Regions from separate parts of the Homo sapiens genome. Here region 1 is linked to region 2. A link is a loop called in an ENCODE intact Hi-C map of the cell type or tissue named here. Cell type or tissue: Calu3. All regions are shown on one strand. Each heading gives the region's core, and the rest is flanking DNA. Links, peaks and the distances in the headings are about the cores only.

Region 1 (16,530 bases), core at 2,890-10,889, 53 kb before region 2:
TGTTACTGTACCATATAAGCTTTGTTTCCCTAGTTCCTAACAATTTAACTTTTATTCTAGTTGCAACCATAAGGAACCAAATTATATTGCCCTGTGGTCATCAAATAACTTTGAATCTTTCTGTAGGACTGACTCTACCACCTAACTCCAAAATGTAGAGATTGGGTCTCACTATATTGCCCAGGCTGCTCTTGAACTCCTGGCCTCAAGTGATTGTCCTGCCTTGTCTTCCCAAGGTGCTAGGATTACAGGCATGAGCCACTGTGCCCTACAGATAGCTTGCTTCTAAACTGTAACTTTCTAAAGAGTAAAAGCCATCCATATGAAATTTATTTTCATCAAGTCATGATCACTTATTATTATCATTCTATATGGAATTCTAAGATACCGTTAACTCTGGACTATATCACTGGCTGACCTTTTGACTTCATAGCTTTTATTAATAATCTTTTAGACCTTGTTTACAAACTTTTAAATCTGCTTTCAGACATTTAGTTTCTTCAGAAATGTATTATAGGATATTCTGATCTGATTTTCATATGACAAAATTTAAATTCAGAGATGTTTCTATTTTCCACCCCATCCTTTTTAGGTTGTTCTATTATTAAGATTCTGTGTGGTGTTTACTCTTTAACTTAGATCTCAAATTCATTTGACTCAATAGTTGATGGATAAATAATATTGAAAACTATCTTCAGTCAATTGTTTTGTACAATGTTTGTGCCTTTACTGAGCTAGTGTTAAAATGCCCCTTTGTACACACACGTACATAAATAATACAAAGATATACATACATATTGTTTGTATATAATGGTATTAGAGTATTCTTTTTTAAATTTTTATGGGTAGATAGTAGATGTATATATTTATAGGGTACATGAGATATTTTAATACCCACGTACAATGAGTAATATCAGGATGAATGGGGTAACCATTTATCCTTTCTTTGTGTTACAAACAATCCAATTATGCTCTTTTAGTTATTTCAAAATGTACAATAAATTATTGTTAGCTGTAATCACCCTGTTGTGCTATTATCAAATACTAGATCTTCTTGATTCTATCCAACTATATTTTTTTACTCCTTAATCATCCCCTCCCTGCCCCAACTACCCTTCGCAGCCTCTGGTAACCATCCTTCTTGTTAAGTGAAACAAGCCAGGCACAAACAAACAAACATCACACGTTCTTACTTATTTATGGGAGCTAAAAATTAATACAACTGAACTCATGAAGACAGAGAGTAGAATAATGGTATTAGTTCTTGATGGAAATGTCCCTTAAAGATTTTTCTGGAAGATTTAAAGGCTGGGGTAGGTAATTTAACACTTATATAACATGGGAACAGTTATCTTAGTAGGTATGCTGTCATATCCAAGAAGTTTGAAAAGCTGAAATTTGTTACTCTTAAAACAGCTCCTTTCACATGTTGTCACTTTTGACAATTGCTTTTGGGGGTCAACTTTTCATGCATTTATTCTAGTGATGATAACAGCAATCAGAATATTATTAAAACTTTTGTTTTACATTACTTTACCATGGTATAAGAGGTAAAAATGAAGAAGGCATAGTACCTACTTACAGGATAGTTAAAACAGATACACAACTAAAATACAATTCAACATATAACCAATTTTATAAAAGCTACAGAACCAAACTTGTGGGTTGTCAGAAGAGAAAGTGAGAGAGAAAAACTTTTAGGAAGAAGGGGAGGTACTGTGGCAGTCTTCATTGAAAGGAGTTGAAATTTGAGCTGGGTAATATTTTTCAAAGGAGAGATTCAGGCAGGAAAACATTCCAGGTGTTATGCTTCTTCAAAGAGGGCATGAAAGTGAAAAATGGTCTTGTGTCATTGTCACTGAGTTGTTTGTATCCAGCACAGTGTCTGGTGTATAATAGGTGTTCAGTAATTATTTGTCACCCCTCACTCATTCTATACACAAGAATTAACTCAAAATGGACCATAGACCTAAATGTCAGAGCCAACATTATACAACTTTTAGAATAAAATATGATTAAACCTTCATGACTTTGGGTTAGGCAAAGACTTCTTAGGTGATGCCAAAAACTCAAGTGACAAAAGAAAAATAGATAAATTAGACTTCATCAAAATTTAAAACTTTGTGTTTCAAAGGATGCAATTAAGAAAGCAAAAAGACAATCTACAGAATGGGAGAGGATATTTGCAAATAATCCATCTGATAAGGGACTAGTATCTATAATATGTGAAGAGATCAATAATAAAAAGATAATGGAATTTTAAAATGGGCAAATATTATATTTTGTGAACTGGTTCTGTGGCTTGTGACCTGTGTGGCCTTAAGTATGTCATTTTGCCTCACTGGGCCTCAATTACCTTTTCTGTACTATGATGGCCAGAACCAAAAAGACAAATAATAATGAGAATTGAACACCTGGGGTTCTTTTGAGGATTAAATGAATGAGGTAGGATCCTTGGCATGAAGCAAGTGCTTGATAAGGTTAGCTATTACAGTTATGCCATGCTGCCTATGTGTGGGAGAGACAGTCTGGGACCACAGGTGTTAGTTCAGAAGATGGAACTGTCTCTGAGCTCTTTAGTGCAGAAAGAGCTTCTGCAGGAGGAGGAGTGGTGTGATATTAGATGGAGAGGTAGAGATCACAACAGCCAGCAGTCACTAACTACAGGTGAGCAGCAACATCCGGAGGATTTTCTAATCTGTCTGGGAACATCTGGGTAGTTACTTGACATCACAGCGTGTACCTGAACCCCAAAGATGGACTCCCTCTTCCCAGGGTGCTTCCTGACCTTGGAATTCCCAAGGTCAGGCATGTCCAGGAGCCCCAGAAATAAGCCAAACCAGAGTGACCACCAAGAACAAAGAAATGGGGGCCATGTTGGCAGGCTTCCTGTCAACCAGCTGCTTTTCCTGAATGCCAGGCATGTGCCAGGCACCCCACTTTAGGTGAGGCAAAGACTTTAGGTGAGGCAGAGACTGGCCAGATGCTCCACAAAACCCATTTCCTCTCCCTGATTACACAGCAAAGCAACATTTTCCAGCTCCCTTGCATCTAGGAGGGGGGCATATGACTAGCTCTAAGTCAGTGGAATGTAGGTAGAAATGCTGTCTTCCACACTTTTTTTTTTTTTTTTTTTTTTTGAGACAGCGTTTTCACTCTGTCGCCCAGGCTGGAGCACAGTGGCATGATGTCAGCTCACTGCAGCCTCTGCCTCCTGGGTTCAAGCAATTCTCCTGCCTCAGCCTCCCAAGTAGCTGGGACTATAGGCATGCACCACCACGCCCTACTCATATTTGTATTTTTAGTAGAGACAGGGTCTCATCATGTTGGCCAGGCTGGTCTCGAACTCCTGACCTCAGGTGATCCACCCACCTCAAACCCCTGAAGTGCTGGGATTACAGGCGTGAGCCACCACGCCTGGCCATTTTTTGTTGTTGTTTTTTTTGAGGGGGGGGCGTGGTTTGAGTGTGTCTTCCACACTTCTCTTTTCTCATCATTTGCTGGCTGGTTGCAGGAGACCCAGTGGGAGATTCCAAGTTCCCACAGGATAACATTTTCTGGATCCCTGGATCCTCTCACGGAAGGCCAACTGAGCATCTTGTTGGACTGTGATGCAAGTTAGCAATAAAATTTTTACTGCATTTTTTAAATGGGAAAAATCTTAATAGACATTTTTCCAAAGAAGATATAAAAAGTGGCCAATTAGCACATCAAAATATACTCAACATCATTGGCTATTAAGGAAATGCAGATCAAAACCATGAGATACCACTTCACACATCTATTTTGATGGCCAGAATAAAAAGGCAGATAATAACAAGTGTTGGTGAAGATGTGGAGAAATTAGAATCCTCATGTACTGCTCATGGGAATGTTATATGGTGCAGCCATTTTAGTTCATCAGTAATTAAACACAGAGTTGTCACATGATAGAGAAATTTCATTTCTGGGTTTACATACAAATGAATTGAAAACATATGTCTACCTGAAAATGCACATGTTCATAGAACCATTATTTGCAATAGCCAAAAATGGAAACAACTGAAGTGTCCATCAGAAGACAAATGAATAAATAAAATGTGGTGTATCCATACCATGTGAGATACCATGTGAGATACTACTAGCCCTTCTCAGTGCATCATACGATAAAAAGGAATTAAATGCTGATACATTCTTAATCATGGATGAACCTTGAAAACATTATGCTAAGTGAAAGGAGCCAGTAACAAGGCCACTTATTGTTTGATCTCATGTATATGGAATGTCCAGAATAGGCAAATCTTATAGAGGTAGATAGTAGATGCCTTAGGGCTGGAGTGTGAAGCAGAATGAGGTGTGACTACTAATGGGCACAGAGTTTATTTTGGGAGGTGATGAAATGTTTCAAAATTAGGCTGTGGTGATATTTGCACAACTCTGTGAATATACCAAAAACCATTCAATCATACTTTAGATTGGTGAAGTATATGGTATATGAATTGTATCTTGATGAAGCCATTGAAAAAAAAGTAGTGCTTTGAGCACGGGGGGAAAAAGAGAGCTATTTGTTGGGTGTGTGTACTAGTAGATAAAGATCAGCATGGCTAGCATTATGGCACAAAGGTGAATGTAGGAAAATAAATCTTGTACTTTGAAATAATTAATATTTTAAGGAGGCAAAATATGTTTGAGTGATTTGACTTTAGAAACTGCGAAAGTCAGCTAGATATGCAGTTCCACAAAGGTGTGTATATTCTTCAACCTTGTTTAAGAACAAAAAATAGAAATAAGCAAAATATCCCTCAATAAGGGACTTATTAAATAAAGTATAAATTCATCCAATGCAGTATTCTACAGCTATTTTTTAAATGAAATCAATCTACATGGGTTTATATGAAAAGATACCCATGATATATAAACCAGTAAGAAAAATACTTTATAGCATGTAGTTTATACATACATGTATGCTTGAAAATTATGCATTAAATTTTTCAATAATGCACAACTATTAAATAATGGTTACTTCTGGGGAGTCAGACTGAAAGATCTCAAAGAAAAAAGAATAACATACTTTTTACTTTATATTCTTCTTTGTAGGTGTAGATCTTGAATTTCTGTCAAGTATACATGCAACTTGCTTTCCCTCCATTCCTCCATTAAGATAATTTTAGACTTATAGAGATGTTTTAAAGAATTTCCAGCTGGGCGCATTGGCTCACACCTGTAATCCCAGCATTTTGGGAGGCAGAGGCAGGTGGATCACCTGAAGTCAGGAGTTGGACATCAGCCTGAACAACGTGGTGAAACCGTGTCTCTACTAAAAATACAAAAATTAGCTGAGCATGGTGGCACACGACTGTAATCCCAGATATTCGGGAGACTGAGGCCGGAGAACTGCTTGAACCCAGGAGGCGGAGGTTGCAGTGAGCTGAGATTGCGCCATTGCACTCCAATCTGGGCGACAAAAGCGAAACTCTGTCTCAAAAAAAACAAAAATGAATTTTCATATATACTTCACCCAATTCTCCCTTTTGCTAATATCTTACATGATCATGTAACATTTATCAAAATAAAGGAATTAATACTGGTACATTACTGTTAACTTTAATAACAATCTCATTCAGATTTTACAATTTTAACATTAATGCCTATTCTTTTCTGGGACCCAACCCAGGATCCCATATTAAATTTCCTTGTCATGTCTCCTAAGTCTTTCTTGTCTTTCATGACCTCAACACTTCTAAAGACTACTAGTCAGTTATTTTGTGGAATATCCCCCAATTTGGATTTGGCTGGTGTTTTCTCATGATTAGATTGAGGTCATGCATTATTGACAAGGATTGGGAAGAGGTGAGCCCTTCTCAGTGCATCATACTGGGAAATACATGATATTGATATGTATTACTGGTGAGGTTTACCTTGACCATTTTGCTAAGGTGAGGTATGCCAGGGTTTTTTACTGTAAATTTGTTATTTTTCTCTTTGTAATGACTATATATTTTGGGGAGATACTTTAAGACTATGCCAATATCCTGTTTCTGCTTACAAATTTTCCCACAAATTTTGAAATCCACTGATGGATCTTGCCTGCAGCATATATCACTGATTTACTAGTGATTTTCTTTTTTTCTCATTCCTTCTGCCATTATTAATAGAATTCTATAAGGAAGAGTTGTCACTTCTCCCTCGTGTATTTACTTATTCAATTATTTATTTCTATCAGTTTGGACACATGGATCCTTGTTTTATTCTGTGTGTTATAACCAATACTGTTATTATTCTGTTGCTCACATTGTTCCAGCTTTGGCCATTGGGAGCTCTTTCATGTTGTGTCCTCTGCCCTCTCAGTTTACTCTTATCTTTTTTTGAGACCATCAAGATGCTCCAGTTCATCGGGTATTTTCTCTGCCCCAGCCCTGGAATCAACCATTTCTCCAGGAGGATCATGAAATTTGGATCAAGATCTTTATATTTACTTTCATATTGAAGAAACTGTGTAAAACAGAGCCAAACCCTGTGAATAAAATTGGTGAACATCCCTAGCACAACTGCTTTGAACTTAAATAGATTCCAAGCCCCACATTGATTAGGTCCCAGTGAGTTTCTTCTTTAGTGCAATCGATTTTTTTCCCAGGTTTATGAGTCATAATAAATAAAAAATTGTATATTTTGGAGTATATGACATGATTTGCTATATGTATTCATTGTGAAACAGTTACCACAATTAAGTCAATTAACACATCCATCACCATCACCTCACATAGTTACCATTTTGTGTGATGAGAACACTTATGATCTACTCTCTTAGCAAATATCACGTGTACAATACAGTATTATTAACTACAGTCACCATGCTATACACTGGGTCCACAGAACTTACTCATCTTACATAACTGAAAGTTTGTTCCCTGTGACCAACATCTCCTTTCCCCCACCCCCTGGCAACCACTGTACGGCTCTGATTCTATGATTTTGACTTTTTTGGATTTCACATCTAAGTGAGATCATGCAGTATTTCCCTTTTTGTCTCTGTCTCATTTACTTAGCATAATGTTCTCCAGGTTTATCCATGTTGTCGCAAATGATAGGATCTCCTTATTTATGGCTAAATGATATTCCATTGTGGATATGCACCACGTTTTCTTTCTCCATGTATCTGTCAGCGAGTACTTAGGTTGTCTTCATATCTTAGCTGTAGTTAATAATGCTGAAATGAATATGCAAGTGCAAATATAGATACCTCATTTCCTTTGGGTATATACCCAGAAGTGGAATTGTTGGATCATATGGTCATTCTATTTTTAATTATTTGAGGAACCTCCTGCTGCTTTTCATAATGGTTGTACCAATACAATTGATTTTAAAATTCAAGCAAAGTCTGTAGCGAGTAAGCAAACTCCTCATCCCCCCTGACCCTACCACTTTTTTCCTTATGAAAAGCCAGGCCTGACTTTGACATAAGACAACCAATTTTCGTGCTTGTGTTCTAACTTGGCTAGGACCTGAGAGTTCCAAAAATGTTCTGAGAGTGATTCTAAGGACAATATTGAGTTGGAGGGCTCCCCTCTTTTTTAAAACAAAAACAAAACATTCCTTCATTTTTAAACTGAAGGATCGAATGAAACACTATTGCCTTTTCTTACTTCTGAAGAGGAAGATCGTTCTGTCCCTTCTTATGGAATATGGTAGAATATTATTTTTAAGGACTTTTAAAAAAATTATTAAAAAACTTTTATGTTCCTTCGTCTCTCTGGCTTATAAAAAGAAATAGGATGTGTTTGCATTGAAATCTGGCAATGATTAATTAACTTTCTAAGTGAAGTTTAAAGAATACAGAAAAAATAACCCATGCATATTCAGTAGTAACGTGTGATAGATTTCTAAAAACCAGTGATCACAGTTTCTTTCCCCCTCTTTCCATTCTAGTGAAAAAGTTTTTACTTCCTGCTGCATAGAGCTAATATAAAAACACCTTTTCCTGAAATATTTTAAATTTCCTTTTACTTATTTGAGAAATCTTTAATTTTCTGTTTGCTCAGATCTTGATTGTTTTTCATTCTGTTTCTCCCCTTCTGCCTGTTCATAGTTCCCAATAGGAAGAAAAGAAGTCTCCTATTTGGAATTTTCTTTGATTTATCCTTGATTTACATGGCAAATAGAAAGCAGCTGTCTATTTAAGCATCTAATTCTTGAAACCATAGTCCCCTCAAGCGTCATCTGGAAATAATGTAGCTTGTAAAACAAAGCTAAGAAGAAAAGGCAATGTTTGTTTTATGTGGGATGAATGATTTCTGTTGGGGTCCTTTAATTCGGCTATTATGAGGGTTATTAAAAAGCAGTATTACAAAAGAGGCTTAAATGAAAAGAATTTTTTAAGCTGGTATCTTATTATTACAGTTGATTATAGTCAAAGCTACAAATGTTTTATAAATGCCACTTTATTTGAGTTTCTCTAAATAAGACCCCCAAAACCAGTAATTTTATTCATTGTATGAGTGGAAATTCAACCCTTTCCTTGGTTGATTTAATTTCTGAAAACAAATTGTATTCGAGAATTCAGCTCTGCTTGTTTTTCTGGAAATTTCACGGATTTCTGACAAATTCATGAGAAGAATCCTTAACAGGAGTATTTGAGAATTACCTTATAAATGCAGAGAATGAACATGAAAAGCATCAGACTTTATCTAGACTTAAGATATTATTAGAAAATTCACTGAACACTAGATAAAGTTAAGTCCTAAATTGTTTCTTAATTTATTCATGAATTCTTTGAGTTTCTGAGATAGAAATTTGGAGATCTTGGTAATGGGCAGTGGTATACTTTGGGAAGTAGGAAGGCCAGTTGATTTGTGCTTTGATGGTTGTTGGAGGTCATTCCATGATTGGAATGTGTTGATTTTCTTGATTTATTTGTTATTACAACAAAGCAGTTATTCTTGGACAGTTGACATTTCAGAACTAAACAATCCTTAAATATACTTGGAATTACAGAAATGGAATTACTTGGCACGTTTGTTTAATAATCAACAGGGCAGTCCTGTTTAATTATTTTCACACATTTGAGTCACCTGTAATCTCTCCCCTAATCTCTTCTATGATCTTAAATTTGCATCATGCTTGACATCATGAGGAACATTGTTGCTCAGAAACATATCCTTTGTCCTTTAATAGGCAGTGCTAGCTAATCAGTCTGGTTGCTGAATGAATGATCCATCTTCTGTAGGGCCATGTTTTAAGCCTGTGTTAGTCAGCTCAAGATGCCGTAACAAAATGTAGACTGGGTGGTTTGAACAACAGAAATCTATTTCCTCACAGTCCTTGAGGCAGAAAGCCCAAGATGGAGTGTCAGCACAGTTGGGTTCTGGTGAGGCCCCTCTTCTTGGCTTCCAGACAGCCACCTTCTCAATGTGTGCTCACATGGCCTTTTGTTAGCATCTATGTTAGCAGAGAGACCAAGAGCAAGCTCTCTGGTGTCTTTTACTATAAGGGTACTAATGTCATCAGACTAAGCTCTGCCCTTATCACCTAATCTCCTCCCAAACACCCCCTCTCCAAATATCATTACACTGGGGGGTTAGGCCTTCAGCATATGAATTTGAGTGGGAACACATTCAGTCCATAACAAAGCCTAAACAGTACTGAGCCTTTAATAATCAGATATGATCTCTCTTAAGTTTCATACTAGTTAATGAATTCCAGTTAGACTAACTTTTGTTCCATTAGTAGTAGTGCTTTAAACCTCTATGTGAAGTAACTCATTAACCAATTCCAAGTCCTAAATTTCCCATACCCATTATGAATGCGCTATAAGTTATAAACATTCTCCAGGTTACCAGTTTTAAATAGCAATTGTGAAAGACTAATGCAAGTATAAAAACACTTTGTGAGGCTGGGTGTGGTGGCTCATGCCTGTAATCCCAGCACTTTGGGAGACCAAGGCAGGCAGATCACGAAGTCAAGAGATCGAGACCATCCTGGCCAACACGGTGAAACCCCGTCTCTACTAAAAAAATACAAAAATTAGCTAGGCATGGTGGTGCGCGCCTGTAGTCCCAGCTACTCGGGAGGCTGAGGCAGGAGAATCGCTTGAACCCAGGAGGTGGAGGTTGCAGTGAGCCGAGATTGTGCCACTGGACTCTAGCCTGGTGACAGAGCGAGATTCCATCTCAAAAAAAAAAAAAAAAAAAAAAACACTTTGTAATGGTGCTTGAAATTTCTTACTCTTTCATCCAACAAATATTTAGTGAGCAGCTTCTATGTTCTGGGCACTGTCCTCTGCCCAGTGACAATAAAAAATCTCTGCTCTCATGAAGCCTCTGTTCTAATGTAAGGAGGGATATATAATAATTTCATACATAGGTGAATGAATGAAAAAATTAATAAAATGTTAGAAGATAACAAGTTCCATGGGAAAATAAAGCAGGATGAAGAGATTGGGAGTGTTGGGAATTGGAAGGTAGCAGTGCATATGGGTGATCAGTGGAGCATATATCTCATTTAGAAGGTGATAGTTGAGCAAAGACCTAAAGCAGGAGAGGGAATGAGCTTTGTAGATATCTAAGGGAAGTGTGTTCTCATGGACCAGTATGGTCCATGGGCTGTTGGAACTGAGCCACACAGCAGGAGGTGAGCGGCGGGCAAGTGAGCAAAGCTTCATCTGTGTTGGCAGCTTCTCCCCGTCACTCCATTACCTCCTGAGCTCCACCACCTGCCAGATCAGCAGCAGCATTAGATTCTCATAGGAGCGCCAACCCTATTGTGAACTGTACACGCAAAGGATCTAGGTTACACATGCCTTATGAGAATCTAATACCTGATGATCTGTCACAGTCTCCCGTCACCCGCAGATAGGTCTGTCTAGTTGCAGAATAACAAGCTCAGGGCTCCCACTGATTCTACATCATGGTAAGTTGTATAATTATTTCATTAAATATTACAATGTAATAATAATAGAAATAAAGTGCACAATAAATGTAATGTGCTTGAGTCATCCCAAAAGCACCACCCTGCATCCGTGGAAAAATCGTCTTCCATGAAACGGTCCCTGGTGCTACTCTAATAAAATAGAGCAGGGAGTGCAAAGGCTTTGAGGCAGGAGCCTCACAGACCCCTAACAAGGTAATGGGGCTGGAAAGGAGTTTATCTGAATCTTGTTTATAATCATCTTAAACAAATGCTAATTGAGGAATGATCCAGAAAAGTTTTGGATAGAGTGACAGACTGAGAATTAGAAGACCTGAGTTCTGTTTTTAAGCTAACTTTAATTTACTATGAGCTTGGGCAACTTATTTTGCCATTTTGACCCTTGATTTTCTTGTATTTAACATGTATCTTAAAGGCTTGGTGCCGGGGCTTGCACCTGTAATCTAGCAATTTGGGAGGCTGAGGCAGGAGAATATCTTGAGCCTGGGAGTTCGAGACCAGCCTGAGCAATATAGGGAGACCCTGTGTCTACAAAAAATTAATTAATTTAAAAAATGTTAAATATATTTTTAAAATGTATCTTAAAGTACATTTTCTATTTTCTTTTTTTTTTTGTTCTTTTTTTAAAATTATACTTTAAGTTTTAGGCTACATGTGCACAACATGCAGGTTTGTTACATATGTATACATGTGCCATGTTGGTGTGCTGCACCCATTAACTCTTCATTTAACATTAGGTATATCCCTAATGCTGTCCCTCCCCTCTCCTCCCACCCAACAACAGGCCCCGGTGTGTGATGTTCCCCTTCCTGTGTCCATGTGTTCTCATTGTTCAATTCCCACCTGTGAGTGAGAACATGCGGTGTTTGGTTTTTTGTCCTTGCGATAGTTTGCTGAGAATGATGGTTTCCAGCTTCATCCATGTCCCTACAAAAGACATGAACTCATCCTTTTTTATGGCTGCAGAGTATTCCATGGTGTATATGTGCCACATTTTCTTAATCCGGTCTATCATTGTTGGACATTTGGCTTGGTTCCAAGTCTTTGCTATCGTGAATAGTGCCGCAATAAACATACACGTGCATGTGTCTTTATAGCAGCATGTTTTATACTCCTTTGGGTATATACCCAGTAATGGGATGGCCGGGTCAAATGGTATTTGTAGTTCTAGATCCCTGAGGAATCGCCACACTGACTTCCACAATGGTTGAACTAGTTTACAGTCCCACCAACAGTGTAAAAGTGTTCCTATTTCTCCACATCCTCTCCAGCACCTGTTGTTTCCTGACTTTTTAATGATTGCCATTCTAACTGGTGTGAGATGGTATCTCATTGTGGTTTTGATTTGCATTTCTCTGATGGCCAGTGATGATGAGCATTTTTTCATGTGTCTTTTGGCTGCATAAATGTCTTCTTTTGAGAAGTGTCTGTTCATATCCTTCGCCCACTTTTTCATGGGGATGTTTTTTTCTTGTAAATTTGTTTGAGTTCTTTGTAGATTCTGTATATTAGCCCTTTGTCAGATGAGTAGACTGCAAAAATTTTCTCCCATTCTCTAGGTTGCCTGTTCACTCTGATGGTAGTTTCTTTTGCTGTGCAGAAGCTCTTTAGTTTAATTACATCCCATTTGTCAATTTTGGCTTTTGTTGCCATTGCTTTTGGTGTTTTAGACATGAAGTCCTTGCCCATGCCTATGTCCTGAATGGTATTGCCTAGGTTTTCTTCTAGGGTTTTTATGGTTTTAGGTCTAACATCTAAGTCTTTAATCCATCTTGAATTAATTTTTGTGTAAGGTGTAAGGAAGAGATCCAGTTTCAGCTTTCTACATATGGCTAGCCAGTTTTCCCAGCACCATTTATTAAATAGGGAATCCTTTCCCCATTTCTTGTTTTTGTCAGGTTTGTCAAAGATCAGATAGTTGTAGATATGCGGCATTATTTCTGAGGGCTCTGTTCTGTTCCATTGGTCTATGTCTCTGTTTTGGTACCAGTACCATGCTGTTTTGGTTACTGTAGCCTTGTAGTGTAGTTTGAAGTCAGGTAGGGTGATGCCTCCAGCTTTGTTCTTTTGGCTTAGGATTGACTTGGCGATGCGGGCTCTTTTTTGGTTCCATATGAACTTTAAAGTAGTTTTTTCCAATTCTGTGAAGAAGGTCATTGGTAGCTTGATGGGGATGGCATTGAATCTATAAATTACCTTGGGCAGTATGGCCATTATCACAATATTGATTCTTCCTACCCATGATCATAGAATGTTCTTCCATTTGTTTGTATCCTCTTTTATTTCATTGAGCAGTGGTTTGCAGTTCTCCTTGAAGAGGTCCTTCACGTCCCTTGTAAGTTGGATTCCTAGATATTTTATTCTCTTTGAAGCAATTGTGAATGGGAGTTCACTCATGATTTGGCTCTCTGTTTGTCTGTTATTGGTGTATAAGAATGCTTGTGATTTTTGCACATTGATTTTGTAACCTGAGACTTTGCTGAAGTTGCCTATCAGTTTAAGGAGATTTTGTGCTGAGACAATGGGGTTTTCTAGATATACAATCATGTCATCTGCAAACAGGGACAATTTGACTTCCTCTTTTCCGAATTGAATACCCTTTATTTCCTTCTCCTGCCTAATTGCCCTGGCCAGAACTTCCAACACTGTGTTGAATAGGAGTGGTGAGAGAAGGCATCCCTGTCTTGTGGCAGTTTTCAAAGGGAATGCTTCCAGTTTTTGCCCATTCAGTATGATATCAGCTGTGGGTTTGTCATAAATAGCTTTCTATTTTCTAATGTGGTTTTTTGTGTGTGTGGTTGTTTTTAGCTTCAGCATTCTCTCATTTCATCATTTCCTTGAGGTTACCCTGGATATAAAGAAAGGGATTTAGGATATTACTTCAAGTCAGATGCTGGGAGAGAAGGAGGAGGAAGAAAAGGAGGCAATTAGCTAATTTGAATATTACATATGGTAGGGAATCAATAGAAAATGACAATTAAACTAAGGGGACTAGGGAGTTATATAAAGTTATTCATGTAAAGGGAACTATTAGAACAAATATATAAACCTTCCTAAATACCAAAAAAAAAGGTAAAAACTAAAATATAAAAAGAAAACAAGTAAAATAGACCACATATTGAAAGACTACTTGCATAAAAGACTTGAATACATAGACATATATATAAGGACATTAAAAACAAACAGATAAATCTTCTACCTACAGCTCCATCAGTAAGAATTTGTTGAATAAGCTTTGGTACATTCACACAAGAAAGTATTATACCATGCAGCTATAAAAATGAATGAAAACATCTCCATATGAAGCTCTATATGCCACCACATAGGCATCCTCGGGACAGGTTGATACTCATTTGTATCTGTTTATATTTTGGAAACAAATAGGGGAAGGACAAACTATAGAAAAAATTGTTAAACAGTTACCTATAAAGAAAGTGAAGAAATTGGGTAAAAGTGAAAGAGGAATGAAACTCGACTTCTTTGAATATTTTTTGTTCTTTGATGTAACTTAAGAACTCCATAAATGTTTTACATGATTATGAAACAAAAGTTTAAAGGAGCAGTGTCTAAAATTTAAATAAATTGAAATCAGTGAACCTAAATATATATCCATTTGGTGGCATAACTGAACATCTAAGTGACTATTCCTAGTAGGCTATACCTTAAAGACACAATTGAAAAAATAGTTTTTACTAATGACATTTGTATAGAAACCTTTATATTGTTACTTCAAGACGGGTGTAATGTGAGTTTAATAAAACACATTAGTAATTGTGAAATATTCTAATTTTGTTTTCCCATTGGGGACCTATATTTGTATATTATATATATAAATTATATATATATATATATATATATATATGAATTTTTTTGAGACGGGATCTTGCACTGTTGCCCAGGCTGGAGCTCAGTGTGTGATCATAGTTCACTGCAGCCTTGAACCCCTGAGCTCAAGCAATACTCCCGCCTCAGCCTTTCGAGTAGCTGGGACTATAGGCACGCATCACCACGCTCAACTAAGTTTTTTATTTTTTGTAAATGCAGCAGGGTCCCACTGTGTTGCCCAGGCTGGTCTGAAACTCGTGCCCTCAAGCAGTCCTCCTGCTCTAGCCTCCCAAAATGCTGAGATTACAGGAATGAGCCCTGATGTGCCTGGCCCAGGAACCTAGGTTTTGACATGGAAACATTATATGCAGATTTAAAATAGAAGAGATTAACTAAGAACCCTTTGATCTTGAATTTGAATAGGAAGTACCTGCATGGACTTATGCTTTTGTTGTTTTAATATTTATAGTTATGTCTAGTCATTCTACTTCTGTCCTTTGAACTCATTGTAACAGTGACCAACCCAATAACAGCTTTGAGCATCTGTAACAACCAGATTTCTACTAAAAGGAACTGGGGATTTGTCCTGCCTTTCAAATAAGATAGTAACACTAGATGTCAAAATAGTAGATATGGAGAAGTTCCACTTTAGAGAAATATTCATAATTGAAAAAGAAATGATAGAATTAGAATATCACTATTTTGCAAACCCTAATTAGTAGATTCGAGCATTGAGCATTAGTGACTGCAAACTTACGTAAAGAGGGAACCATAGATTATGTTTCTCCTGATGTAGAACACACCACCATCTATGAAGTAGTCTTGCAAAAAAAAAACCCAAAAACTAATCAGACCAAGCCTCTAAATTTAGCTACCAATTTTCTGGGGAAACCCAGAACAGAGAAAAATTAAACATCACCAAAATCCAGGATGCAAGAATCTATATAGGACAAATAACCTGGTTTCTTCAACTAACAAATTGCAATAAGAAAGGAGAGAGAGAAAAACACATTAATGAAGACCAATTACACCATAGAGATTTTATTTGAATTCTCATTCTGCCTGTAAGAAACTTTTTTTAAAACCTAATTAGAAAGTTGAGCACTGGCTGGATATGTGGTAATTTTCAGGGATTACTATTAATTTTTTATGTGTGAAAATTGCATTGTGTATATTTTTTAAAGAATCTTTATATTTTAGAGATACTTAACCAATATATTTATGGTTGAAAGATTTGTTTGGACTTTGCTTCAGAATAACCCTGGAGAAGAGGAAATGAATGAGTATAAGGAAACAAGATTAGCCATGAGTTGATGGGCTGGGTGATAGGTACATGGAGGTTCATTATACTATCCTGTCTGTCTTTGTATATATTTGAAATTTCTCGATAAAGAAAGTTACAGAGGTTATACAGCGTATGAATATGCTTGGCGTCACTGAACTGTATACTCAACAGTGGTTACAATGGTAAATTTTATGTTTATTTCACCACAATTTTTTTAAGTTAAATAATATGAGTATTGGAATCAGAAAGAACTATATTTAACCTTTATGTGACCTTGACCTTACTTAACCTCTCTGATATTTGGTTTTCTCAACAGTTAAATAAGACCAATATCCGGCTTGCCAAATTTTATGAGAATTAAATTAAATACTGCATCGAAAGTACTTAGCAAAATATTTGGCATATAACAAGTACTGTGTAAATATTAGTGACCTTAATTACTACCACTACAGCTTCTACCACCTGAAAGATAGGAAGATATGCCCTTTATTCTCTTATCACCTAAAACCAAAGCTTAT
Region 2 (16,530 bases), core at 4,593-12,592:
AACCTCAGCAAATTTAAATGAGATGAGATCACCTAGAGTATATTCTTTGACCACAGTGAAATTAAACTATTGAATAGAAATCAGTAAGAAGAGCCAAGATGGCCGAATAGGAACAGCTCCAGTCTACAGCTCCCAGTGTGAGCGATGCAGAAGACGGGTGATTTCTGCATTTCCAACTGAGATACCGGGTTCATCTCATTGGGGAGTGCCGGAAAGTGGGTGTAGGACAGTAGGTGCAGCGCACTGCGCGTGAGCCGAAGCAGGGCGAGGCATTGCCTCACCCGGGAAGCACAAGGGGTCAGTGAATTCCCTTTCCTAGTCAAAGAAAGGGGTGACAGACGGCACCTGGAAAATCGGGTCACTCCCACCCTAATACTGTGCTTTTCCAACGGTCTTAGCAAATGGCACACCAGGAGATTATATCCCGTGCCTGGCTCGGAGGGTCCTACACCCATGGAGCCTCGCTCATTGCTAGCACAGTAGTCTGAGATCAAACTGCAAGGTGGCAGTGAGGCTGGGGGAGGGGCATCCGCCATTGCCAAGGCTTGAGTAGGTAAACAAAGTGGCCAGGAAGCTCGAACTGGGTGGAGCCCACCACAGCTCAAGGAGGCCTGCCTGCCTCTGTAGACTCCACGTCTTGGGGCAGGGCATTGCCAAACAAAAGGCAGCAGAATCCTCTGCAGACTTAAATGTCCCTGTCTGACAGCTTTGAAGAGAGTAGTGGTTCTCCCAGCATGCAGCTGGAGATCTGAGAATGGACAGACTGCCTTCTCAAGTGGGTCCCTGACCCCTGAGTAGCCTAACTGGGAGGCACCCCCCAGTAGGGGCAGACTGACACTTCACACGGCCGGGTACTCGTCTCAGACAAAACTTCTAGAGGAACAATCAGGCAGCAACATTTGCTGCTCACCAATATCCGCTGTTCTGTAGCCTCCGCTGCTGATACCCAGGCAAACAGCGTCTGGAGTGGACCTCCAGCAAACTCCAACAGACCTGCAGCTGAGGGTCCTGACTGTTAGAAGGAAAACTAACAAACAGAAAGGACATCCACACCAAAACCCCATCTGTACATGACCATCATCAAAGACCAAAGGTAGATAAAATCACAAAGATGGGGAAAAAACAGAGCAGAAAACCTGGAAACTCTAAAAATCAGAGTGCCTCTCCTCCTCCAAAGGAACGCAGCTCCTCACCAGCAACGGAACAAAGCTGGACGGAGAATGACTTTGAAGAGTTGAGAGAAGAAGGCTTCAGATGATCAAATTACTCCTAGCTAAAGGAGGAAGTTTGAACCCATGGCAAAGAAGTTAAAAATCGTGAAAAAAAATTAGACGAATGGCTAACTAGAATAACCAATGCACAGAAGTCCTTAAAGGACCTAATGGAGCTGAAAACCAAGGAACGAGAACTACGTGACGAATGCACAAGCCTCAGTAGCCACTTCGATCAACTGGAAGAAAGAGTATCAGTGATGGAAGATCAAATGAATGAAATGAAGCGAGAAGAGAAGTTTAGAGAAAAAAGAATAAAAAGAAATGAACAAAGCCTCCAAGAAATATGGGACTATGTGAAAAGACCGAATCTACGTCTGATTGGTGTACCTGAAAGTGACGGGGAGAATGGAACCAAGTTGGAAAACATTCTGCAGGATATTATCCAGGAGAACTTCCCCAATCTAGCAAGGCAGGCCAACATTCAAATTCAGGAAATACAGAGAACGCCACAAAGATACTCCTCGAGAAGAGCAACTCCAAGACACGTAATTGTCAGATTCACTAAAGTTGCAATGAAGGAAAAAATGTTAAGGGCAGCCAGAGACAAAGGTCGGGTTACCCACAAAGGGAAGCCCATCAGACTAACAGCTGATCTCTCGGCAGAAACTCTCCAAGCCAGAAGAGAGTGGGGGCCAATATTCAACATTCTTAAAGAAAAGAATTTTCAACCCAGAATTTCATATCCAGCCAAACTAAGCTTCGTAAGTGAAGGAGAAATAAAATCCTTTACAGACAAGCAAATGCTGAGAGATTTTCTCACCACCAGGCCTGCCCTAAAAGAGCTCCTGAAGGAAGCACTAAACATAGAAAGGAACAACCGGTACCAGCCACTGCAAAAACTTGCCAAATTGTAAAGACCATTGAGGCTGGGAAGAAACTGCATCGACTAACAAGCAAAATAACCAACTAACATCATAATGACAGGATCAAATTCACACATAACAATATTAACCTTAAATGTAAATGGGCTAAATGCTCCAATTAAAAGACACAGACTGGCAAATTGGATAAAGAGTCAAGACCCATCAGTGTGCTGTGTTCAGGAAACCCATCTCACATGCAGAGACACAAATAGGCTCAGAATAAAGGGATGGAGGAAGATCTACCAAGCAAATGGAAAACAAAAGGCAGGGGTTGCAATCCTAGTCTCTGATAAAACAGACTTTAAACCAACAAAGGTCAAAAGAGAGAAAGAAGGCCATTACATAATGGTAAAGGGTTCAATTCAACAAGAAGAGCTAACTATCCTAAATATATATGCACCCAATACAGGAGCACCCAGATTCATAAAGCAAGTCCTTAGAGACCTACAAAGAGACTTAGACTCCCACACAATAATAATGGGAGACTCTAACACCCCACTGTCAACATTAGACAGATCAACAAGACAGAAAGTTAACAAGGATATCCAGGAACTGAGCTCAGCTCTTAACCAAGCAGACCTAATTGACATCTACAGAACTCTCCACCCCAAATCAGCAGAATATACATTCTTCTCAGCACCACACCACACTTATTCCAAAATTGACCACTTACTTGGAAGTAAAGCTCTCCTCAGCAAATGTAAAAGAACAGAAATTATAACAAACTGTCTCTCAGACCACAGTGCAGTCAAACTAGAACTCAGGATTAAGAAACTCACTCAAAACCGCTCAACTACATGGAAACTGAACAACCTGCTCCTGAATAACTACTGGATACATAACGAAATGAAGGCAGAAATAAAGATATTCTTTGAAACCAAAGAGAACAAAGACACAACATACCAGAATCTCTGGGACACATTCAAAGCAGTGTGTAGAGGGAAATTTATGGCACTAAATGCCCACAAGAGAAAGCAGGACAGATCTAAAATTGACACCCTAACATCACAATTAAAAGAACTAGAGAAGCAAGAGCAAACACATTCAAAAGCTAGCAGAAGGCAAGAAATAACTAAGAGCAGAGCAGAACTGAAGGAGATAGAGACACAAAAAACCCTTCAAAAAATCAATGAATCCAGGAGCTGGTTTTTTGAAAAGATCAACAAAATTGATAGACTGCTAGCAAGACTAATAAAGAAGAAAAGAGACAAGAATCAAATAGACGCAATAAAAAATGATAAGGGAGATATTACCACCGATCCCACAGAAATACAAACTGCCATCAGAGAATGCTATAAGCACCTCTACGCAAATAAACTAGAAAATCTAGAAGAAATGGATAAATTCCTGGACACACACCCTCCCAAGACTAAACCAGGAAGAAGTTGAATCTCTGAATAGACCAATAACAGGCTCTGAAATTGAGGCAATAATTAATAGCTTACCAACCAAAAAAAGTCCAGGACCAGATGGATTCACAGCTGAATTCTACCAGAGGTACAAAGAGGAGCTGGTACTATTCCTTCTGAAACTATTCCAATCAATAGAAAAAGAGGGAATCCTCCCTAACTCATTTTATGAGGCCAGCATCATCCTGATACCAAAGCCTGGCGGAGACACAACAAAAAAAGAGAATTTTAGACCAATATCCCTGATGAACATTGGTGCAAAAATCCTGATAAAATACTGGCAAACCAAATCCAGCAGCACATCAAAAACCTTATCCACCATGATCAAGTGGGCTTCATCCCTAGGATGCAAGGCTGGTTCAACATACCAAATCAATAAACATAATCCAGCATATAAACAGAACCAATGACAAAAACCATATGATTATCTCAATAGATGCATAAAAGGCCTTTGACAAAATTCAACAACACTTCATGCTAAAAACTCAATAAATTCAGTATTGATGGGACGTATCTCAAAATAATAAGAGCTATCTATGAAAGACCCACAGCCAGTATCATACTGAATGGGCAAAAACTGGAAGCATTCCCTTTGAAAACTGGCACACGACAGGGATGCCTTCTCTCACCACTCCTATTCAACATAGTATTGGAAGTTCAGGCCAGGGCAATCAGGCAGGGGAAGGAAATAAAGGATATTCAATTAGGAAAAGAGGAAGTCAAATTGTCCCTTTTTGCAGATGACATGATTGTATATCTAGAAAACCCCGTCATCTCAGCCCAAAATCTCCTCAAGCTGATAGGCAACTTCAGCAAAGTCTCAGGTTACAAAATCAATGTGCAAAAATCACAAGCATTCTTATACACCAATAACAGACAAACAGAGAGCCAAATCATGAGTGAACTCCCATTCACAATTGCTTCAAAGAGAATAAAATACCTAGGAATCCAACTTACAAGGGATGTGAAGGATCTCTTCAAGGAGAACTACAAACCACTGCTTAATGAAATAAAAGAGGATACAAACAAATGGAAGAACATTCCATGCTCATGGGTAGGAAGAATCAATATCGTGATAATGGCCATACTGCCCAAGGTAATTTAGAGATTCAATGCCATCCCCATCAAGCTACCAATGACCTTCTTCACAGAATTGGAAAAAACTACTTTGAAGTTCATATGGAACCAAAAAAGAGCCCGCATCGCCAAGTCAATCCTAAGCCAAAAGAACAAAGCTGGAGGCATCACGCTACCTGACTTCAAACTATACTACAAGGCTACAGTAACCAAAACAGCATGGTACTGGTACCAAAACAGAGACATAGACCAATGGAACAGAACAGAGCCCTCAGAAATAACGCCGCATATCTACAACCATCTGATCTTTGACAAACCTGACAAAAACAAGAAATGGGGAAAGGATTCCCTATTTAATAAATGGTGCTGGGAAACTGGCTAGCCATATGTAGAAAGCTGAAACTGGATCCCTTCCTTACACCTTATACAAAAATTAATTCAAGATGGATTAAAGACTTACATGTTAGACCTAAAACCATAAAAACCCTAGAAGAAAACCTAGGCAATACCATTCAGGACATAGACATAGGCAAGGACTTCATGTCTAAAACACCAAAAGCAATGGCAACAAAAGCTAAAATTGACAAATGGGATGTAATTAAACTAAAGAGCTTCTGCACAGCAAAAGAAACTACCATCAGAGTGAACAGGCAACCTACAGAATGGGAGAAAATTTTTGCCATCTACCCATCTGACAAGGGGCTAATATCCAGAATCTACAATGAACTCAAACAAATTTACAAGAAAAAAACAACCCCACCAAAAAGTGAGTGAAGGATATGAACAGACACTTCTCAAAAGAAGACATTTATGCAGCCAAAAGACACATGAAAAAATGCTCATCATCACTGGCCATCAGAGAAATGCAAATCAAAACCACAATGAGATACCATCTCACACCAGTTAGAATGGCAATCATTAAAAAGTCAGGAAACAACAGGTGCTGGGGAGGGTGTGGAGAAATAGGAACACTCTTACACTGTTGGTGGGACTGTAAACTAGTTCAACCATTGTGGAAGTCAGTGTGGCGATTCCTCAAGGATCTAGAACTAGAAATACCATTTGACCCAGCAATCCCATTACTGGATATATACCCAAAGGATTATAAATGATGCTGCTATAAAGACACATGCACACGTGTGTTTATTGCAGCACTATTCACAATAGCAAAGACTTGGAACCAAGCCAAATGTCCATCAATGATAGACTGGATTAAGAAAATGTGGCACATATACACCATGGAATACTATGCAGCCATAAAAAAGGATGAGTTCATGTCCTTTGTAGGGACATGGATGAAGCTGGAAACCATCATTTTCAGCAAACTATCGCAAGGACAAAAAAACCAAACACCACAAGTTCTCACTCAGGTGGGAATTGAACAATGAGAACACATGGACACAGGAAGGGGAACGTCACACACTGGGGCCTGTTGTGGGGTTGGGGGAGAGGGGACGGATAGCATTTGGAGATATACCTAATGTTAAATGACGAGTTAGTGGGTGCAGCACACAAACATGGCACATGTATACATATGTAACTAACCTGCACATTGTGCACGTGTACCCTAAAACTGAAAGTATTAAAAAAAAGAAATAAGATATCTGGAAAATCTCCAAATACTTGGAAATTGAACAATACACCCATGTGTCAAAAAGAAGTTTACAAGGGAAATAGAACAAATTTAAGGTGAACATAAATGAAACTGTAACATGTCAAAATTTGTGGGACCCAGCAAAAGCCCAGAGAGAAATTTACAGCCTTAAATAAGTTAATGTCTGCACAGCGCAAAGTGCTTTGCGCATGGTAAGTGCTCACAGAGCGTTAGCTCTTACTGTTATTAGGTGTGTATCAGTACCCTCATTTACAAAATGACAAAGTTGCCACATTATCATTATTGGTTCCTATGCAGTAGATGCTGCAACTTTGTCACTTTGAAGATATTATAAGAAGAGGTGGGATTTAAACCCAAGCAGTCCGACACCAGGTAAGTTCTCTAAACCACTGCATCATGCTACATCTAGATGTTGAGTGTTTTACAAGTCACATTGCTAGTATCAGAGGCAAGACTCAAATGTAAGCCTTCTTTGAGTAGTTCATTATCCACTTTACCATGATGTCTATTCTAATTATACAGGTTTGATCTGTCTTATCTCACAAATTACACTGTGTCTTTCTTCAAGAGAGAAAATGGTATCATCTATTTATTTCCCTGGTAAATCCTCGGGAGAGCTCCTCTGCTGAATGGATTGTCAATATATGTATTGATTAAAATACAGTAACTTGAGGGGAAACTCAAGTCAATGAGGAAATATATATGTATTTTACATGTTTATCGTTGTCTTAAAAAATAAAAATAAAATAAAATAAAACTTAGCTGTCTACTTCTACCTCTTAGGAGAGTGGCCATTTTTAGCAAGCAAGCATTTTGCCTGAGGAGCACATACTAGCTCCTTTTTATTCTCCTCTACTCCAGAAAAGCTTCTCATTTCTATTAATCTGTGATCTATTAATAATAATCATTCACTTGTTTCATGACAGGTGGTTAAATGTGATTTGACATTACTCAAAGTAAACAACTGATTAATCAGTATATGACAGTGGGCAATCACTGTTCAAAGCTAATAGCATAATGGAAGGTAATATGCTGTACTTGGATTTCATGAGTTACAGCCAAATATTGTAGGTAGAGGAGGGTTGTAAAACATGCGCTTTGGAAAAGTACCTTCCTTTGAAAGGTTGTCTTTGAATTACACTGACAAAGCATTCATCCCCACTTTCACTAAAGGTTTTACTTGAATGTTTTCTGTTATTGGCTGTGTCTCATGCAGAGATTTTCAGAGGAATAAAAGTTCATCTATTTTAATAGTTTTAATGGTTGCTATACAAATGGATAAAAGCCACACATCTGTTGTAGTCATCATCACTAAAAGTACTATTATATGCAAAATTATAACCTGGGAGTAGGAAATAGAAGCTCTTATCTTTGAATGAATTGTTTCACGTTCTTTGCTGGTGTTGCAGTCAGACAACATCTGAAAGGTTTGGCTGAACAACTTACACCTTTCACTTAGATATCTCCTATTTGAAAAACTAAGCTAATGCTCCATTTTGCTACATAGGAATTGCCGGAGACATGATAAAGTAGGAAGAAATACCTGAGCTGGAGTCCTACTCCTCCCACTTGCCTGGGCCACCCCAGTCTAGTTTGTCTCTGATCCTTTTTACAATTCTGTAGGACAGAGATTTTTATCAGCCTCATGGGATTGTCATGAGAATTAAACAAATAGTATATGTACAGCACACAGTCCATGATAAACATTCAGGATAGATTTGTTTCCTTCGGTTTTGACACATAAATTATACTTCCCTTCTGCAAGTGGTTGTTTTATCATTTTCTAAAATCATGTGAGTTTGAATGCAAAAACATGAGAATGTCAGCTTTAAAACATACAAATGAGAACCAGTTTGAAAAAGGAATTTAGTTGGAAACCCAGCTTCATGCCTCCTCTGCAGCTCTCCCAGTGGAAATGGAAATTCCTTGTGGCTTAGAGGAAAGCCAGTATAGGCCGCAGAGTCAACAAAGCAAAACTGTCATTGCATTACTTTGTTCTTGGTGGTGTGACACATAAGTACACTCCCTTTTGTTGGTTTGTCGTGTCTTTGAGTAGTAAGTGAATACTGTGAGTTCCCTTTAACTCTGATTATGTGCCTTTTGTTATCTCGATTAGTGATTATCAAAGCGGATGGCTCCACATGCCCCAGAGATTGCACTAACAGTTCATCCGTAGAAGCATGGAAAGAAAATATTAGAGCTGTTATTTATTCATCTAAAAATAAGGAGATTTAGTTTTACTAATAGTATTGGCCTTTACAACCTTCCAGGGTCTGTGTCAGCCTCAGTACTCCAGATATCCCGAGGGAGGAGATAGGAGTTCCTCAACTTGTAGGGCTTGGCATACATGCGCTCACCTGTTCATTCACGTAAAGCTTAGTGTAGTATATGTGTTCCTGGTTACAGTATCTAGATTTAGTTAAACCCTCACGAAATAGCGTGTTTCCCCACACACTGAAGGTGATAGAAAAATATAAGCACATATGACAAAAGATAATGGCAGAGCTGGCATCCCCCTCCTCCTGGAACAAGTGCCACATTACAAGGGAAAAACAGTGATGAACCAGTCTAATCTCACAGAAAATGGATCCATAAAAGTTATCAGGAAGACTTTTAGGCACTATGGATTTAATATTCACTGTAATAAACGATGCATCTTACCGTGGGTGAATACTGTGCTTGCTGATGGTCATGTGAAATTGCTGTGATTAGTAATCTGTAATTACCCAGATTATTTTCAATGACATTTTAATGAGTACAAAAAACATGTTTTGTATCATTGGTTTTTTTAATCTAATTGATTTTATCTTTATCTCATTCTTTTAAATTTATTTTATGAACATTTTATAATATGTAAAACATCAGTGCTGTAGTATATTGCATGATTTATAAAGAACTAGAACATATATTGCAAGCACATCCTCATTTTTTTACTTGTAGATGTGTACAACTTGAAAAGTTTGGAAACCTCTGGTCTGGATTCTGACTGATCATCAAAATCACCTGGAGAGCCTGATGTATAATAGAAGGTCCCTGACTAGGCCCTGGGATCAGAATTTCACAAGGCTTCTCAGCTACTTCTGATGATCAGCCATGCTTGAGAACTACTCCTTGTCTGTATGATCTACTGCTATAAACAAAACAAAAATCCAGTAGTGAAATATCAGCTTTCAGCATGTTAGAAAGAAAAAAAAAATTCAGTAAGCCTAAAGCATATGTAACATCTATCTACTTTTTAATTACCATTTTTTTATTTTTTAGAATGTGTTTTTAACAGATATGCTCCTACTTTTTAAATATTTTTTGGTCAAAGAAGATAATATGCATAGGTGTTAGATTGACCCATATGAAATTTCTAACATTAAACCATTTTTTTACCAACAAAATTGGCATTTCATATGGTTAACCAATTCTTTTCTCAGAAAAACTATGCTCAGTTTACAACCTGTGAAGATATTTACACAAAAGGAAAGCATTTATTTTGTGTATTCATTGTTGCATATTTTAAAAATAGGATTTTAATCTATTACAATATGTTTTGCTATCTGTGTTGTGTCTTTTTTCAGATATTTATTCACTATATTATAAAAATCAATTTTTGGACCTGCTGTGTCTAAACTCTGTGAACAAAATATTAATCCCAGAAACTCAAAAAGAACTTAAAATCCGACATGGGGAAGAACAAGGCCCACAGGCACGTAGCGAAAAGCCCACTTGTGGACAAAATAAGCAGCTTGCAAAGTAGCTGGTGGTGCCAGCAAACTGCTTGAGAAAGAAATGGTTTATCTGGAATCACAAGCAGTGTCACCAGCCATGAGCTGCCTTTGTTCTCACTCATTGCCACAGAATTGTGAGGCACATGCTTGTTAATGGCTGTGGCGCCAGCTAAGTCTCTTTACCTTCCAGAACAAATGCATTTAGTGGCATTTATGTAATATAGTGTACTTTCCACTAGAATGGATAAGACAAAAGTTATTGTACTCTTAAACAATTAGCATTTAGGAGAGTAATTCTGAAAGAAAATGCATAAAAACGTTTGTGAAGGATTGTTTGTAACTTAATATATTTTACCTATAAAATAGAAGACATAAAAGGTAATGCTCAACTTTACAAAAACACAATAATTTTTTATATTTTTGCATGTCTGACTATAAACACCTAAATGTTATTCTCTTGAATTTAAAAGGGATCTGCAGTCTTCTTGATTTATGAACATTGTGGTTTTAAAAATAATTTGCTGAAAAATGATGTTTTGTTTTCATTTTTTAGTGACAAATATTTAGGGACCGTGTATTTCCAGAATGCTACTGTGTTAATATCTTGCTGCATACTTTGGGCTGTGCTATAACATGAAGCAAAAGTAATTATAGGTTGCTATTTGTTATCCCTGGTGATCATGATAAGGGAAATGTGGCTAAATTCATAGATAATCCCCAAAACATCATTTTAGCCATTAGTTTCAAATTCTTTCCTGTTAAGCCCTTTTGAGAGAGAGAGAGAGAGAGAGAGAGAGAGAGAGAGAGAGCTAATATTAAGCTTCAAAAGTGATAGGCTTTAGGGTTTAGCTTTCTCTCCCGACTTTCTGTTGGATACTGCTCTATAAACGAAATATAAATGCAAGGTCAGGCAGCACAAGAAAGAGTAGAATTCAGGAGGCTACTTAATTCACAGAATGAATAATCAGCCCTGGATATTGAGGGGTTGCCTCTGATTCGGCTATCAAACCCAACGGAGAGCAAACTGCGTTTAGGAGGGCTAGTGAATTAAAAGCCGGGTCACTGTAGGAATGGAATCATGATAGTTTGACTACCATGTGAGAAAGGCGGCTACTAAAAATACATTTCATACCTCTTCTTGTTTAAAAAATAACACTTTACATTACAGGTGATCTCCTTCTTTAGCTCAAGGTTGCTGCAAGCTGGAGCTGAGCTGTCAGTGGAACGGGTCCTGGAAATCATTAAGCAAGGCGTCGTTGCGCTGCCCAAAGACAGACTGAAGGTAAGAAGGCTAAAGAAATGTCCACTTGACACTGCCGTGTCCCTTGATGTAAATGTTAGTGTCTTAGCAGACCCTATCCAGAATCATGCTGCTTATCCAGTACATAGACTAGAAGGGCTCCTCAGAACTGTGACAAAGGTTTCTGACAGCTTTTCAAAAGAAGCATTAATACTTTCATGCCACTGCATATCCTACAAGTAGCCATGGCATGCACTATAATTCATATACTGTTAATAAAAGGACACCTTATTTTTTTAACCCAGTGAAACAAATTCGGCCTTAAGAGTATCATCAAGAGTTAATGGGAAGGTGATGATGAAGATGATCACAAGAGTAGCTAATATTTCCATAGTGTGACTCAGTGCCACACAGGTTCTAAATGTGTTATATCAAGCTCATTCAGTCCCTACCACAGCCCTTTGCGGTGGGTAGTGGTATCATCCTAATTTTTCAGATGAGGAAACTGATGTACAGTGAGGTTAAGAAACTTAGCCAAAGCCATACAACTGGAAAATGATGGAGCCTGCAGATTGAAACCCAGGAAGTCTATCTCCAGTGCCCACATTCATAATTGCTGCACTGTTTACTGTGTGCCTGGGATGTAATAGTGGAAAGAGATGCACTTCGTGGAGAAGGTGGGGGAAGTGCTGTATTTGAAGAAGGCATTTACATCTGTTTGATAGATGTATTCCTGAAGCAGTCTCACAATATAAAACTCATACTTCAAGACTAATTATCCCATAAGAAAAAGATGTAAAGAAGATCCTTTGGGGAATGCATGAATGTACAGCATTGCAGCTTACTTTTACTTTACTGTTCTTTTTAGTTTTTTCTTCATTAGCTCTAATTTTTTAGAGTGCTTTCACCTAAATTACCAACACAGGAGGTCATAGTGGATATTTGGCCTTCATAGTGTTTTGTCACAGTTCACGTCTGTTCCAGTGTTGTTACTGTTTTTGGGGGCTATGTTTTTCAGCACTATCACTAGAACCACTGCTTAATGAATGCTTGAGAGATATTGTTGTAGGATATAAAAATATTTTCAATTATAATAACAGAGTTTGTAAAATAACAGCACATTAGTCATCATAATCATTTACTGAAGTTCCACTGTACATAAACAACAGGGAGATTCACACGGTACTGTGCAAAGATGGCAAATGTTCTGTTTATCAGCCAAAGTGGCACCACCATGTGGTAATAGCATAAAAACAGGTTAGAGTTCACTGGGCCCTCCAGCTTGGATGTGTTCCTATTCCAGATAATTTTTTTAAATATAGAGAATTCATATTGTTTCCATTTTTACATAAAGTAAGACCTTGGTTTGTTGGTTGGTTTGGGGGTATTTTTGTGGGATTTTTTTGAACTATTTCAAATTTATGTAAACTATACCATGTGAACCAGTACAAAAAAATCTATGAAGATTAAAGTGGCTACTCCCAGGAAGTGATGGATCTTGGTGTGTAAGCTCAGTCAAGAACAAAGTAGAAATATCGAGGCTGCCAAAAAAGGACACTGCAATGGAGTCTGGGGAAGGTTAATCTTGTAGTTCACTGTAATACTTACCTTAAAGCAAAATGAATTACAGTGTGCAGGCTAAGTGCTGGAATGTTAATATTTGTTCATTTATTATACTATATTCAAAAATAAAATGTCATTTATATTTGAGACAGTGACATATAAACAAAAATGTAACTCTTTTCGTTTTTCAGAATTATGGCTAAATAGAGAAAATAATTGATCTATGGTGGGTCCCAGGCAAGTTGACTCTGATTTAGAGCAAGATCCTATTGAGGCCAAGGTCATGGGTAAATTTCTTAAGAGGGCCAGTTAATTTGGTTCTGGAACATAGCAAGAAGTTGTACTCCTGACCTCAGCTTGCCAACTCACTTCATGGTTGCAAAAGGATAGAAGATGGATGATTCAGTTTAAAAACAAAACAAAAAAAAAAAAACACTATCACCAGTACTAGAAAAGATTACATTTACTAAAATTACATTTACCCACAGATGGTGAGTCATCCTAGTTGGTTTAAATGATAGCATATTATTACCACAGATGTTACTAGAAATAAAAGGCTGTTTATCCTTACAATCAAGCCTTATCTCAATTATTTTAATCATCTTTTTGGATTGAGTGTTTATAATAAAATGAGTCACTTAAAATCTCTAGAGTTTAATTCACAGAATACCACGGTATCTAAAGTTGATTCAAAATTCAAGCTGTGTTGAGTAATGTTTACATGATACTACATGACAGCACATTATAGTCTTTGGAGTAGTTTACTAATATATACTGATAAAATAATTGTCGGGTGTGTAATAATAGTTTCATACATGATATTGATGTAAAAGAGTTGGTTTCAAATTGGAAATGCTGTCTTAATAAGCCCTCTATGAAAATGTGGAATAATATATACTAATTGATTTGTTGTTTCTTAAAATATATAAATTAAACACTTAGAAACTCAGAATTCTTTACTACTACCTTCTGGGTTGTTAAGAGGATCACAGCGCCCCTTACTCATGAAAAATTCACCAGCTAATGTCAGCTGAAGCCGATGAGCCAAAAGTTTTAGAACTTTCCCTTGCATTGTAGAATTGAAGCCAACTTTGTAGAAGTAGTATTCTTCCAATTTTGGGCAAGTAAACAGTAAGATCTGGAAGCCCATGGAAGAGTAATTGACTTCCAACCAAATAAAATATTTTTCAATCAAATATTATTTGACATAGCCTTCTAAAATATTTGTGTAATATCCTATGTGGGAATGCATACTATTTGGATAAATCTGTCTATATAGTTAAACAACTTGGCTGTTCAGAGTAAATAGTATTAATATCATTCTAAACATTCTCTTCTTACTGGTATTCTGTGAAGTCTGGGAAAGGCAATACCAGGTAATTATTTTTTCCGGAGCCTCCTGCTTAAACAGAGACCTAAAGAACAGGCTCTGAAATCCTGAGTCACTTATTTCTCCTTTAGGATTTGGAAGGAAATAAATAAAGTTAGTATGTCCTCTGGGAGCCGACTTAGAAGCCGCAGCTCAAAGCTCTCACTGTCTGTATCCACAACAGGGCATGTTCCTGGCTCGCATTTTGCTTACTGTGGAGCAATTTGAATGTCATGGTGATGGGTCAGAATTCTTCCAGATCCGTGCGTGTTCTCATACCACTACCACCTCAGATTTTATTATGTTGGGCTCTCAAGTCCCCTCTTTTCTTCAGTTTAGTGAATTATCTATGTCATTTGAGGATTAAGAATTTTACTGTATTTAGTGTTTGAAAACTAGGTAGTGCTTTTCAAGGGGAATTAACCAGAAGATAACTTATCTTTTAGTGTAAATAAGAAAGTGTGGAATAATATGTTATTGACATTAACCAAACTTCATTTACTCAAGACACTTGATAAGTCATAGGAATTAAAAGTAATTACCAGTTTCACACTAAATGATTTTTAAAGCCTTTATTTTATATCCACTTTTTAGAATACTTTCATGGTTGTTTTTAGTTGCATAAAGAAAAATATAAAAAATCATATCAACTAACTTGCTTAAAACCTTTCACTTTGCTCCTATTCAGGGGTCTCTTCCCTATCTCACCCTAAGCATCTTTCGTTTCTTTGTCAGTTCTCTATCCCCAGAGCAGATTCCTGAGTGCTGTACTGGGAGGGCCCCTTGGGGTCCCACAGGAACAACCCCCATGTGTCCACAGTCACTCTCTTCTGCCTCCCCACACATCCACACTCCTCGTGTATCTCTACCTGTGGAAATATGAATAGCCAGCATCCTCCCTCTAACTCAAAAGTACTGTTAGATCCCAAACCCTAGAAATTCTCATTTCTCAAGTCATTCCTTTCCCTCCACGTTGCCGCCCTCCCATGTGGCTGCTCCACATTTCTCCCACAGTCTATTGCTATAAACTCCTAATTGGGGTCTCCACTTCCACATCCTTCTTCCTCCCCAGGTGTTCTTAGCCCTGTTGCCACCCTTACACCCTGCTCTGATCCAGCACACAAGGCACTTCATGGCCTAACTCCTGACTTAAGTTGTGTTCTTTTTCCTCCTACGGATCCTGTGCTCCAACGCTGTCAGCCGCTGGCCGATCGTCAGGTGGACAGAGTCCTTGCATGCCAGGCCTTTGTGTATGCAGCTTCTGGGTTCTCACAGTTTCATGGCTTGTCTGTCAGGTGAGCCGATCATGCTCCCCGCTTTCTATGAAGCCCACTCTGATTCACCCACGCACACTCGGTGGTTTTCTCCACATTCCTATGGCACACGTATGTCCCTCCATTATAGCAAAACCATCCCCCAGCACACCCATCTCATTCAATACATATTCGTGGGGTAAATTAACTTCACCCTGCCTCTGGATTCCTATTTCTCTCCTTCTTCTCAGCCAAAATCTTGATTTCTCCTTTGGTCCTTCAACTCTCCTTATTCACTGCACAGCATTAGTGCAGAACATTAAAGGAGGGACTCCCAGTGAGGAGTGAGGCTTTTCTCCATGGCTTGCTGTCCCAAGGACCTCTCAGCCCAGGCTCTCTGGTGGAAGACTAAGGGTCTCTTACCGCTAAGCTTTCCCTGCTAGTTGGTTTTCCTGTATTTGGCCCTTCTCCTTCTACCACCCTTCTCCTTCTGTCCCCAGATTTGCTTCTCAGGATGTATGCACCCACCTGTCCCTTTACATTAATTTGCATCATCATCATCATCACCGATATCACCTATAATATACAAGCAAAGCATCTCTTACAAATGTGGTTTGTTTCTTCCTACTGCAGCTCGTTATTTTACCCCCACTTTGACCACAACATTGCTAGGACGTTGGGGAAACAGAAGTGTGTAAGACACCACCTCTGCCCTCAGAAAAATGTATCATCTTTCAGGAGAGAAAGGCACCCCCTTGCGTTGCAGAGCTGAGTAGAGCAGGGCACTTTACGCTGCGTGTAAAATGAATGGTGTAGAAGTTAAGTTCTGGAAGAAGGAGTGGAGACACTGCTGGGAAGAACTAGTCAGGGAACACTGAAGAGAAACCTGGACTTGACCTTCTCTGTCTTAAAGGGATGGTAAGGTTTCCATAAAGCTGGGATGAAAGAGAAATCCAGATGGGGAAATCTGTGTGTGAGTACAAGAGAAGGCCCAAGGCAAGTTCAGCTTAGTGTCCAACTGGAACAATAGGACTCCCCTATTTCTCTCTGCTGTATTAATGTGGCTTGTATTATTTAATGGTACAGTAAAGTAATTAGTGGTTTTCAAACTCTTTAGACTGCCACCCACAGCAAAAAATACATTTTACATC

What was found. Hi-C counts contacts between places; a loop is a spot of excess contacts. Peaks named below come from ENCODE experiments on the same cell type or tissue, not always from the same donor. Only the 100,000 strongest peaks of a DNase experiment are listed, where the experiment ranks them.
Region 1: a loop joins it to region 2, with 2.3 times the contacts of the local background. A loop is called at or near these places in 6 of 110 quality-filtered maps.

The regions. Positions count from the first base shown.
Region 1 is chr18:49,143,343-49,159,872 of GRCh38, reverse strand. The region is part of intron 15 of DYM (dymeclin); the gene reads left to right. Among named protein-coding and RNA genes, the nearest start is that of MIR4744, 100 kb to the right of the region's middle. In Calu3, for the core only: no CTCF peak of the experiment used is centred there; no DNase peak of the experiment used is centred there.
Region 2 is chr18:49,092,108-49,108,637 of GRCh38, reverse strand. It overlaps DYM (dymeclin), which reads left to right. Exons shown (of 18, transcript NM_001353214.3): 17 at 11,123-11,236. Among named protein-coding and RNA genes, the nearest start is that of MIR4744, 51 kb to the right of the region's middle. In Calu3, for the core only: no CTCF peak of the experiment used is centred there; a DNase peak (open chromatin) is centred at 8,207.